Regions from separate parts of the Homo sapiens genome. Here all the other regions are linked to region 4. The links are chromatin contacts, found by Hi-C or POLR2A ChIA-PET in ENCODE. All regions are on one chromosome and are shown on one strand. The core of a region is the stretch at or near the end of the contact, and the rest is flanking DNA. Distances in the headings are between cores, read along the strand shown.

Region 1 (2,700 bases), core at 70-2,569, 560 kb before region 4:
TGGCTAACACAGTGAAACCCCGTCTCTAATAAAAATACAAAAAAATTAGCCGGGCATGGTGGCAGGCCCTGTAGCCCCAGCTACTCGGGAGGCTGAGGCAGGGGAATGGCGTGAACCCGGGAGGCAGAGCTTGCAGTGAGCCAAGTTCGCGCCACCGCACTCCAGCCTGGGCAACAGAGCCAGGCTCCATCTCAAAAACAAAACAAAACAAAACAAAAACTTAAAAACAAATGTTAAACTCTAGTTAATGATATGCATGCTGAAGTACAGAAGGGTAAATGTATTGAGTCTACAATTTACTTGGAAAATAAAAAATAAGATTAATAGATGGATAGAAGGATGGAAAGCAAATAAAGCAAAATATTACAGAATCTAGGTAGTAAATAAATGGATGTACAATTCTTGATTTCTCATGATAAAATGTTATGGGGGAGGAGAAAATCAGACACTAGAGAAATAGTCTCTCTTTCCATAAAGTTATTACTCAAAGAACTGAAACTTATTCGGAAACCCTTCTTAAAATACCCTCTTTCATTCATTACCCTCTTTCATAACTAAAGTGAAATATTTACTCAAGATCTCTAAATTTCCTCTGTGTTGATTTTTCTATAACCCAGCAACCCATTAACTGATTACTGATTGTTTCTCAAGTATCTTGAAGTCACAAAGGGGAACTTCCAGTCTGAGACAAATGTATAACAGATTCAAGCATTATGGTTACAAAGCATATTCTAAAAAATTTTAATAAATTGGTTCCTTGCTTTATTATTAAAATAATTAATCTTCCTGTTATCTCTGTTTTTTCTAACCAAATGTTCTCTTTTCTGTTTGTTTAGCAGAACTGCCTCCCCAAAAGTCTTAAGAAACCTTCAACTTAAAAAAGAGTTTCTGGTTTTGGAAAGCAAAAGACCAGATCATTGTACAGTGAAAACTACAAAATGTTGTTGAAAGAACTGAAGACAGATAAATGAAAATATATCCCATGTTCAAGGATAGGAAGACTAAATATTGTTAATATGGAGACATTCCCCAAATTCATCTGGAGATGCAATGCAACCCCTACCAAACTCCAAGCTGGCTTTTTTGCAGAAGCTGACAAGCTGATCAAGCTGACAAGCTGACAAGCTGATGAAATTCATATGTAATTTCAAAGGACCCAAAACAGCCAAAACATGCTTGATAAAGAAGAATGAAATTGTAGAAGTCACACAATTCCTGGTTTCAAAACCTATTACAAAGGAAGTACTCAAGACAGTGTGACATTGGCATAAAGACAGAAATTAATGAAATAAAATTGGCCAGGCGCGGTGGCGCATGTCTGTAATCCCAGCACTTTGGGAGCCTGAAGCAGGCGGATTGCTTGAGCTCAAGAGTTCAAGACCAGCCTGAGCAACATGGTGAAACCCCATCTCTACCAAAAATACAAAAAATTAGCCAGGCAAGGTGGTGGGTCCCTGTAGGCCCAGCTATTTTGGGGGCTGAGGCAGGAGAATCGCTTGAACCCAGAAGGCAGAGGTTGCACTGAGCCGAGATCGCGCCACTGCACTCCAGCTTGGGCAACAAGAGCGAAACTCCATCTCAAAAAAAAAAATAGATAACCAACTTAAATGTAAAATAAGAGCTAAAACTGTAAAACTATTAGAGAAAACATAGTGTAAATATTTGTGACCTTGAATTAGGTAAAGTTTTCTCAGATATACCAAAAGCACAAGCAAAAACAACAAAAAGATAAATAAGAATTCATCAAAATTAAAACTTTTGTGCTCTAAAGGACACATCCCCAAAAAACGTGAAACCACCACCTACAAAATGGGAAAAAAATTTGCAAATCCTGTATCTGATAAATAACTAGTAACCAGAATACATAAATTTTACAACTTATGGCCGGGTGCGGTGGCTCAAGCCTGTAATCCCAGCACTTTGGGAGGCGGAGGCAGGTGGATCACGAGGTCAAGAGATCGAGGTCATCCTGGCCAGCATGGTGACACCCCGTCTCTACTAAAAATACAAAAATTACCCAGGTGTAATGGCACACGCCTGTAGTCCCAGCTACTCGGGAGGCTGAGGCAGGAGAATCACTTGAACCCGGGAGGCAGAGCTTGCAGAGAGCTGAGATCGCGCCACTGCACTCCAGCCTGGCGACAGAGCGAGACTCCATCTCAAAAAAAAAAACAAAACAACAACAACAAAAAATAAAAAATAAAAAAATAACTGGCCGGGCACGGTGGCTCACGCCTGTTATCCCAGCATTTTGGGAGGCCAAGGCAGGCAGATCACTTGAGGTCAGGAGATCGAGACCATCCCAGCTAACACGGTGAAACCCCGTCTCTACTAAAAATACAAAAAATTAGCTAGGCATGGTGGCACGCGTCTGTAGTCCCAGCTACCCGGGAAGCTGAGGCAGGAGAATCGCTTGAACCTGGGAGGCGGAGGTTGCAGTGAGCTGAGATCGCGCCACTGCACTCCAGCCTGGGCGACAGAGTAAGACTCTGTCTCAAAAAAAAAAAAGAAATTTTACAACTTACAAGTAAAAAGGCATACAACTCAATTTTAAAACATGCAAAATATTTAAACAGACATTGTTCCAAAGTAGATACACAAATGGTCAATGGGCATATTTAATGATACTCAACATCATCAGTCATTAAGGAAATGCAAATCAAAACACAATGGAGATGCCACAGGGTTGGCTATAATCAA
Region 2 (2,700 bases), core at 12-2,511, 530 kb after region 4:
AGCTGCCAGGTAGCTGCCTGTCTTGGCAAAGCCAAAGCTAACTTTGCCAGGGCATAGGTTAAAAGGCCTCTGCTTGGGGGAGGGGGCCTGGGGTAGTCAGTTACCTCTGGGGAAAAGGATGGGCTACTTATGAGGCAGGATCTTGGGTCTGAGAGGGATGAGATGGGACCAGTAAGATTTAAGATAAGCACAGTCCAAAGAGGCACATTTCAGGACTAATAGCTCTAGGCACATGGAAGCCTGAAGCTGGTCGGCATTGGCAGGTTGTTAGGCCTGTGCCAGGAGGGCCCCCTTGTCCTCCACACCCCACCCTAGGTCCCTGGGGCTGAAGAGCCAGTGCCCACTTAGAGGAAACTAACACCCTTGGCTTGGACCCCGGTTCCACTGACACAGATGGGACCCTTCCGTCAAGGTCAAGAGTGCAGGCTCTGAAGTCAGACACACCCTGGTTTCAGATCCCTTCTCTGCCCTGGCAGTGTCCTTGGGCACATTGCACCACCTCTTTGGGTTTCAGTTTCCTTGGCTATAAAGTGGGGATAATAATAGTACTTCATGGGGTGGTGTGGGCAGTGCATGCAGTCATGCATGCAAAACTGGCACATGCCGAGTGTTCTGTCAATGTCAGCTCTCGAATCATAACCCATCTCCCCTGACCCCAGGCTCCCCACTGACCAAGCTCCCTTTTGTTTTGAAGGTCACCCTGCTTTCCTTTGCTGTGGAGTCAGAGTGCACCTTCCTTGACTACATCAAAGGAGGGTGAGAAGAGATACAGCCAATTTCATGGGCCTTGGGGAGAGGGAAAGGGCCCCACACACCGACAGGACCGGCTCTGGCCCCACCCTGGCCTCTTCAAAGCCCTGGTTGAAGGCTGTGGTGCTGGGCTCTGAGCAAACCCTGGTGTTTGGGCTGAGACAACTCATCCAGAGCCCTGCACATCCCCAGATCCCAAGCAGCTTGGAGGGAACTCCTGAGCCAAGGAGGCTGGCCTGGGTCATGTCAGGTCTCCATGCAGAGACAGGACCTGGAGCTGGTAGGGACTCCGTGACAGAAAGCCAAGGGCTTGGGGATGTAGAAAGAACCCTGCAATAGGAGTCAGGAGGCCCAGGCTCTAGGCCTCTCTTTGCCATTAATTTGCTGGGTTCCTTTGGGTGAGTCATTTTTCCTCTCAGGGTATCAGTTTCCTCCTCTGTACACAAAGAGAACGGAATAGGTAAGTGTTAAGGTTCCTTACAGCTCTGAGCTTCTGACACCTCTGATCTGTCTGGTTGGGGGAGGGGGACAGTGATTAACCTGCTCACTGTTATTAGGGCCCTGTAAGGGCAGCGGGATTGGGGATAAGCCAGGGATTGGTCCTGGGGCCAGCAGGTGGTCAAACATGAGTTTAAGGAGCAGAAAGAACCACCAGGCACAGTGTCTAGGCCCAGACAGATGGGGGAGCCAGGAGGCCCCAGCCAGCAGCTCACGGAAAGAGCCTGGCTCTAAGGGTAGAGCCTGCCCAGCATGCTGCCTGCCAGGACAGGTGCCAGGTCAGGGCGTGGGCAGCCAAGAGCCCGCAGGTGAGTGACTGCACCTGTCTGGAAAGGAGACAGGCAGGAGCAACTGCCAAAGGCTCATCCCAGCCAAGTGGACCCTTGGCTGCCTGGTTCTCCAGGGCAGAGGGAGAAGTCAGGTCCTGGGAAGCCACACTCACTTTCCCATGACAACACTCCCTGCTGCCTTGAGCTTGCAGTCTCAAGGCTGCAAGCTCTCCTCCTACCCACTGAGCACACACCCTGCCTCCAGTCACTCAGGAGCTCCTCTGCTCTTACCTGCCCCTCCTCTGGGCTGACTCCAGACCCCGCCTTTGCACTCTTCCCCCATCAAAATTGCTTCCCTCTCAATCCCATTAATCAGCCACCCCTTACAGTCCATAGCACCTGGTAACTCTCAAACACCCCTCATCCTGTTTATTTTTATTTATGTTTATTTTATTTTATTTTATTTTATTTATTTTTTGAGACAGAGTCTCGCTCTGTCACTCAGGCTGGAGTGCAGTGGCACAATCTCGGCTTACTGCAACCTCCGCCTCCTGGGTTCAAGCAATTCTCCTGCCTCAGCCTATCAAGTAGAGTAGCTGGGGCTACAGGCATGCGCCACCACCCCCAGCTAATTTTTGTATTTTTAGTAGAGACGGGCTTTCACCATTTTGGCCAGGCTGGTCTCGAACTCCTGACCTCAGGTGATTCGCCTGCCTCGGCCTCCCAAAGTGCTGGGATTACAGGCATGAGCCACCACACCCAGTCCATCCTATTTATTTTTTTCATTTGCATAGTACCCCCAACTTACAGAACACAGTGGGCAGGATCAGAACAGTTATCCCCATTTTACAGAGCTTGCCTGAAGCCACACGCCTAGATGGTGGCAGGGTTCCTTCTCCCATAACATGCTGCCTTTCATTCTATAGTAATGAATCAGTCTAGCCTGCCTGACTTGCAGTTAGCGGGTGGGGTGGGATGAAGATGGAGACTGATGAGTTAAAGGGCTGGATGCTGTGAGGTTTCATCGAAAAGGAGCCCTCAGAGGCTGAGCTAAGCTGGTGCCACCCATACTGGGCAGGTTATAGCCCCAGAGCCAGCCCTCTCTTTAAACTCTCTGGAGAGCCTGAGTGAGGGAGCTGGCTCCAGGGACTGAGAGCCTGGCATGCATGCCCAGGCAGGAAGC
Region 3 (2,700 bases), core at 28-2,527, 510 kb before region 4:
AGGGGTATTGTGAGGGTCAAATGAGCTAATATACCTAAAGTGCTGGAACAGTGATAGTGGCTGGGCCTAGTGGCTCACATCGGTAATCCTAGTGCTTTGGGTTTTTTTTTTTAGATGGAGTCTCACTCTGTCGCCCAGGCTGGAGTGTGCAGTGGTGTGATCTCAGCTCACTGCAACCTCCACCTCCTGTGGTTCAAGTGATTCTCCTGCCTCAGCTTCCCAAGTAGCTGGGATTGCAGGCACTCACCACCATACCCGGCTAATTTTTTTGTATTTTTAGTAGAGATGGGGTTTCGCCATTTTGGCTAGGCTTCATCTCGAACTTCTGACCTCAGGTGATCCACCCACCTCGGCCTCCCAAAGTGCTGGGATTACAGTTGTGAGCCACCGCCCCTGGCCTGTAATCCCAGTGCTTTGGGAGGCTAAGGTGGGAGGATCTGTTGAGGCCAGGAGTTCGAGACCAGCCTGGGCAACATAGTGAGACCCTGTCTCTACAAAAAATAAAAATAAATTAGCCGGGTGTGGTGGTGCACGCCTGTAGTCCCAGGTACTGGGGAGGCTGAGGTCGGAGGATCACTTGAGCCCATGAGGTTGAGGCTGCAGTGAGCACCAGTGATTGCGCCAGTGCCCTCCAGCCTGGGTGACAGAGTGTGAGCCACTGTCTCAGCCAGGATTGGGTTTTAAGGATTATTAAATGCAGGATAGTATTTTAAGCTCTTCTCAGTCATTTACATCCTTGTGAGAATGAGTTTCAACTACTTTCACCAGAGCAGGTTTTATAGCAGACAAGGGAGAAGGCAAAAGGGTTTGGGACAATTTGGCCTGGGTATGGTTGGCCCTGAAGTAAGGGCTGATAGAGACCTCATGTAGCCAGGACCGGGCATTTTTTTTCTTTTTTTTTTTTTTTTTTTGAGACGGAGTCTCGCTCTGTCACCAGGCTGGGGTGCAGTGGCGTGATCTCGGCTCACTGAAACCTCCGACTCCCTGGTTCAAGCGATTCTCCTGCCTCAGCCTCCTGAGTAGCTGGGATTACAGGCATGTGCTACCATGCCTGGCTAATTTTTGTAATTTTAGTAGAGACAGGGTTTCACCATGTTGGCCAGGCTGGTCTCGATCTCCTGACCTCATGATCCGCCTGCCTCAGCCTCCCAAAGTGCTGGGATTACAGGCGTGAGCCACCGTACCCGGCCTAGGGTCAGGCATTTTATCCCAGACAGTTTTCTGTGATTGAGCCTGGGCTAGAAGCCAAATAGAAAATGGCACACACCCGAGTCCTGCTGTGCATGCATGTGGGGTCAGGGCCAAGGCTCAAACACTCACTTTGGGACACACAGTAAAATCTCTGTAACCTGATGAGGGTGAGAAAGAACAGTGCAATGGTTACAAAAGTAATCTGAAACCATACTGCCTGGATTCAAATCCTGGCTTCTGAATGTGCAACCTTGACTAAGTTAATAAATCACTTTGCCTTAGTGTCCTCATCTGTCAAGTGAGTGTGATGATAATACCTAATTATAGGGCTGTTTTTGTTGTTGTTTTAGAGATAGGGTCTCACTATGTTGCCCAGGCTGGAGTGTAGTGGTGGTATCATAGCTGACTATATCCTGTAACTCCTGGACTCAAGCAATCCTCCCACCTCAGCCTCCCAAATAGCTGTAACTACAGACATGCGCCACCATGCCTGGCTTCACAGTGCTGTTTTGAAGACTAAATGAGCTCATACACTTAAAATGCTTCTAACAACACCCAGCAACAAATAAGTTCTCCATATGACATGGGTATTTTTTGTTGTTGTTTGTTTGTTTGTTTGTTTGTTTGAGACAGGGTCTCGCTATGCTGCTCAGACTGGTCTCTAACTTCTGGCCTCAAGCGATTCTTCTGCCTCAGCCTCCCTAGTAGCTGGGGTTGTAGGAGTTCTCCACCATGCCTGGCTATGGCATAGGTCTTATCATTACCATCATTATTCCTACTATTAGTTGTAAGACTCTGAATTGAGAATAAGTACACCTTGATCTCATCTTGGTCTCTGTGGTTCCTCCTCCTTATCACTTACACTCCTGTGGGGCTAGTTACCCAATCCTCTATTATTCCCTAAATTGTTCCCCACTCTTTCCTTCTCCAGGGATGGTCTCCCAGGGACCAAGTTAGTTTACTGTGACCCTGGGATTGGATCAGGGTGCACCTGCCCAGAACTTTGACATTCAGAGGCTCTACCTAGGAATTTGAAATTGAGAGAGGCTGGGCACAGTGGCTCACACTTGTAATTCCAGCACTTTGGGAGGCCGAGGTGGGAGGATTACTTGAGCCCAGGAGTTGGAGACCAGCTTGGGCAACATAGTGAGACCCCGTCTCTAAAAAAAAGGCCAAGTGTGGTGGTGCATGCCTGTAGTCCCAGTTACTTTGGAGCAAAGGTGGAAGGGTCGTTTGAGCATGGGAGGTAGAAGCTGCAGTAAGCTGTGGTTGTACTATGCACTCCAGCCTGGGTGACAGAGTGAGACCCTGCCTCAAAAGAAAAAAAAAAAAAAGAAATGGAGAGAAAGAGAGCGCGAGAAAGCTGTCTGTAGGGGGCCTGAGTCAAACTCAACCTGAGGCTGGTCCTATAATCTAAGCTCATTTTGGGCAAAGACTATGTATTTTGGGGCCAAGTTGTGATGGTATCTTTGGATTCCACAAGACACTCCTCTGTCTTTATAATAACAC
Region 4 (2,700 bases), core at 187-2,686:
CTACAGTCACAGATGCCAAAACAGCAGTGCAGCTGCCAGGAAGACATACTGATGTCATAGTCCAGAGGGACTGGACCACGGCTAGGTAAGCTTGTCTTTCCTCTCCATGCTCGATAACGCTTACTACTCACAGTGTGGTTGGTGGACCAGCAGCAGCAGCATTGCAAGGGAGCACATCAGAACTTCAGGCTTTACCTGAGACCTGCTAAATCAGAATCTGCATTTTCTCATAATCTCTAGGTGAGATCTTATCAAGATCCTAGGTGATTTGTATGTACATTAAAGTTTGAGAAGCAGTGCACTGACTAGTGCCAAAAAAGTCTGTCTATTTAAAATGGCTAAAATCAGAGTTGCTGAATGAAAAGAGGGGAAACAGTTTTGAGGATAAATTTAACTCCTAACCAATATACCACAGCCTGAAGACTTGGAAAGCCTGTACCCTGAGAGCACTACCATGAGACATACCTAAAGTATATGACTGGTAAGCAAAGAGGCAGCAGGTGGTGACTGTACCTGTCTGTAGGTATCCTGGTGATGTTCCTCGTTTCGAGAGTCATAATACTGTTCAATGAAGCCAAAATATTCCTCCCGCTTCCGCTGCAGGGTCAACTTCCTCCTCTCAGTGTTTGCTGGGAGATAGCCCTATAGACAAGACTGCTGGTCAGATGGGGAAAGACAATGGTTGGATAAATCCTTAATTTTTATTTTAATCTATGCAGTGGTTTGGAAACTACCAAGAAGGAAAACTGCCAAGGGTAAATCCCTTTTTGGTTCTGGCCACCCATTTTTTGCCCTCTCCTCATTCAATGAGATCCACATGTGAGCAGATGAAGCAAGGCCAGCTTTCCCAGGATTATTTACTCCCTTGGCCCTGCACTGTGCTGGAGCTTGTGCCACTGGTGAGCACTCCTCAGCTCCCAGAGCTGGCACAGTACAGCAGTGAATGTAGGTCAGTGGGAGGGAGCTGGACCCAAGTCATGGCCTCGGAGGGCTGTGTGTGTCCAGGGCCATACTTCTGAGAAATGCAGGGATATAGCAACCTCTACAGCACATCTCAGCAGTGTGCCAAGTAAGTTGGTGCCAGTTACATTCTTTTCCAGTGTAACTTTCAGAATTACCAGCTTAGGAAGCAGCTGAATGGAATCTGTGACATACAGCTACAACACTCAGACAGAACTTCTGGCAGCAGCCCCCGGCCTAGCCAAAGCTCCAGGCCAACTTTCATTCTTATCCCTGGTCTAGATCCCACTCTCATTCTTATATTTTCTGTTCCCCTTCCGTTCTCACCAAATCTACTCTGAATAGTATTCAAACTTATTAGAAGTGGCAGAGGCAATGATTGCATGGTTGCAAGAGTAGAGGTGGGGGCGAGCAGTCAGGAGACAGACCCTTCTTCTTGAAAACATTTATGTAATGCATTCTGCAGTGAGTGCCTGGAGAGTGGGGACTGTGGTTTATTCATTTTTGCATCTGCTCAAAGCATCTGGCACTATGCCTGGCAAACAGCAGGCTCTCAATAAATCCTCACTAGATGAATGAATGAATTTTACAGGCTCAGGAAACCCAAGTGTTTCTATCATAGCGGCTGGCACAGTGCTCTGTACTTGGTGAAAGCAGGACTAGTAAAGCTTCCAAGGGAGGCCAATTTATCAACTCTTCACAGATCAAAGTGGGTTTCAACTTTTGGTTATTCCGGCTGAAACAGGAGTGAAGCACAGGGAACGTTGGAGCTTACTCAAAGCAAGTGCTGGGATCACCCTATCTCACTCTATTCTTCTTCCTCGCTGTTAAGAACATGACACCATGACTATTGGTACAAGTCTGTGTACCACTACATGTGTGTGAATAAACTCTCAAGAATGTATTTCTTTATGCACAGAAATAGGACTATAGTCCCATAGTTCTGTCATATCCAGTAGGACTAGAGAAGTCTATGGAGTTAAGACCAATGTGTCCAGACTAACCTCATCAGGCAAGAAGGGCTGTGTGAGGCTCACATTTCTCTACACAGTGGGTAGAACTCACCGACAGGAGTCTCCAGGTTATAGGTCGAACCTCCCTGGGAACCCCTGGCCAGCTACACTTCCTCAGTTCATCTGTAAATAGAAAACAGCCTTGTTAGGTTAACTCTCCACAAATGCTCTAAAGCAAACCGCAACCAGCACTGCCTGATGTCTCCTTCCATCCATGTAAGACCACCACCACCACCTGCTACCCATAAGCACAGTGAAAAGCCCAAAACAGCCCCGAGCAGCTAAGTGCCAAGGACACGGCCTTGCAGTAGCAGTCCTGTCAGCTCAGAGATGAAAGTTAGAGGGGAAGGGAAAGACCAGTGGGTGTAGATTTCAGTAAGAGTCACCTTGAGATAAGGAAGACCAAAGTCAGAATAGTTGCACTAGGGTCTACAGGCCACAGAAACCAGTCCCACCTAATTTGGTCCATAATCTCTAGTAACATATGTCTGACTTAATACCTGCATGTCACTGCAATGGGCACCAGGTCAGGAGAAGCTAGAAAAGTAAAAGAAGGAAGAATAAAGAGCAGTAGCTTCCAGGTCTCTGAGAATTCCAGTCACCCAAAGCTCCTACCTTGCCTGGGCTCACAGGGACTCACCTAAGTCAGTGTTCTGGCTGGAGAGAAGTTGACGGAATTTTTCTAGGCGGGTTTTCTCCCGGACAGTCATTGGGGGGGCCCCAGAAG

What was found. Hi-C counts contacts between places; a loop is a spot of excess contacts on that map. ChIA-PET counts read pairs that join two places held with the same protein, here RNA polymerase II (POLR2A).
Region 1: a map with no recorded cell type shows a loop between it and region 4 (2.6-fold over the local background). The contact joins two enhancer-like sites. A Hi-C loop is called at or near these places in 1 of 37 single-sample maps with no recorded cell type.
Region 2: a loop to region 4 is called in a map with no recorded cell type, with 2.2 times the contacts of the local background. The contact joins two enhancer-like sites. A Hi-C loop is called at or near these places in 2 of 37 single-sample maps with no recorded cell type.
Region 3: a loop to region 4 is called in a map of gastrocnemius medialis, with 3 times the contacts of the local background. The contact joins two enhancer-like sites. A Hi-C loop is called at or near these places in 1 of 168 maps with a recorded cell type or tissue (gastrocnemius medialis). POLR2A ChIA-PET finds 5 or more read pairs at or near these places in 1 of 52 experiments (CD4-positive, alpha-beta T cell).

The regions. Positions count from the first base shown.
Region 1 is chr6:37,838,995-37,841,694 of GRCh38, reverse strand. The region is part of intron 1 of ZFAND3 (zinc finger AN1-type containing 3); the gene reads right to left. Among named protein-coding and RNA genes, the nearest start is that of ZFAND3, 21 kb to the right of the region's middle. Within about 2 kb of position 1,319, at least 2 of the 41 ENCODE cell types and tissues checked have a DNase peak (open chromatin) inside an H3K27ac peak, as active enhancers do.
Region 2 is chr6:36,751,090-36,753,789 of GRCh38, reverse strand. CPNE5 (copine 5) reads left to right here. Exons shown (of 21, transcript NM_020939.2): 14 at 695-756. Among named protein-coding and RNA genes, the nearest start is that of RAB44, 55 kb to the right of the region's middle. Within about 2 kb of position 1,261, at least 14 of the 41 ENCODE cell types and tissues checked have a DNase peak (open chromatin) inside an H3K27ac peak, as active enhancers do.
Region 3 is chr6:37,795,173-37,797,872 of GRCh38, reverse strand. No RefSeq gene overlaps it. Among named protein-coding and RNA genes, the nearest start is that of ZFAND3-DT, 23 kb to the left of the region's middle. Within about 2 kb of position 1,277, at least 3 of the 41 ENCODE cell types and tissues checked have a DNase peak (open chromatin) inside an H3K27ac peak, as active enhancers do; they include gastrocnemius medialis, where a contact is called at or near this core.
Region 4 is chr6:37,282,278-37,284,977 of GRCh38, reverse strand. TBC1D22B (TBC1 domain family member 22B) reads right to left here. Exons shown (of 13, transcript NM_017772.4): 4 at 2,614-2,700; 5 at 2,026-2,096; 6 at 514-642. Among named protein-coding and RNA genes, the nearest start is that of TMEM217B, 25 kb to the right of the region's middle. Within about 2 kb of position 1,436, at least 12 of the 41 ENCODE cell types and tissues checked have a DNase peak (open chromatin) inside an H3K27ac peak, as active enhancers do; they include gastrocnemius medialis, where a contact is called at or near this core.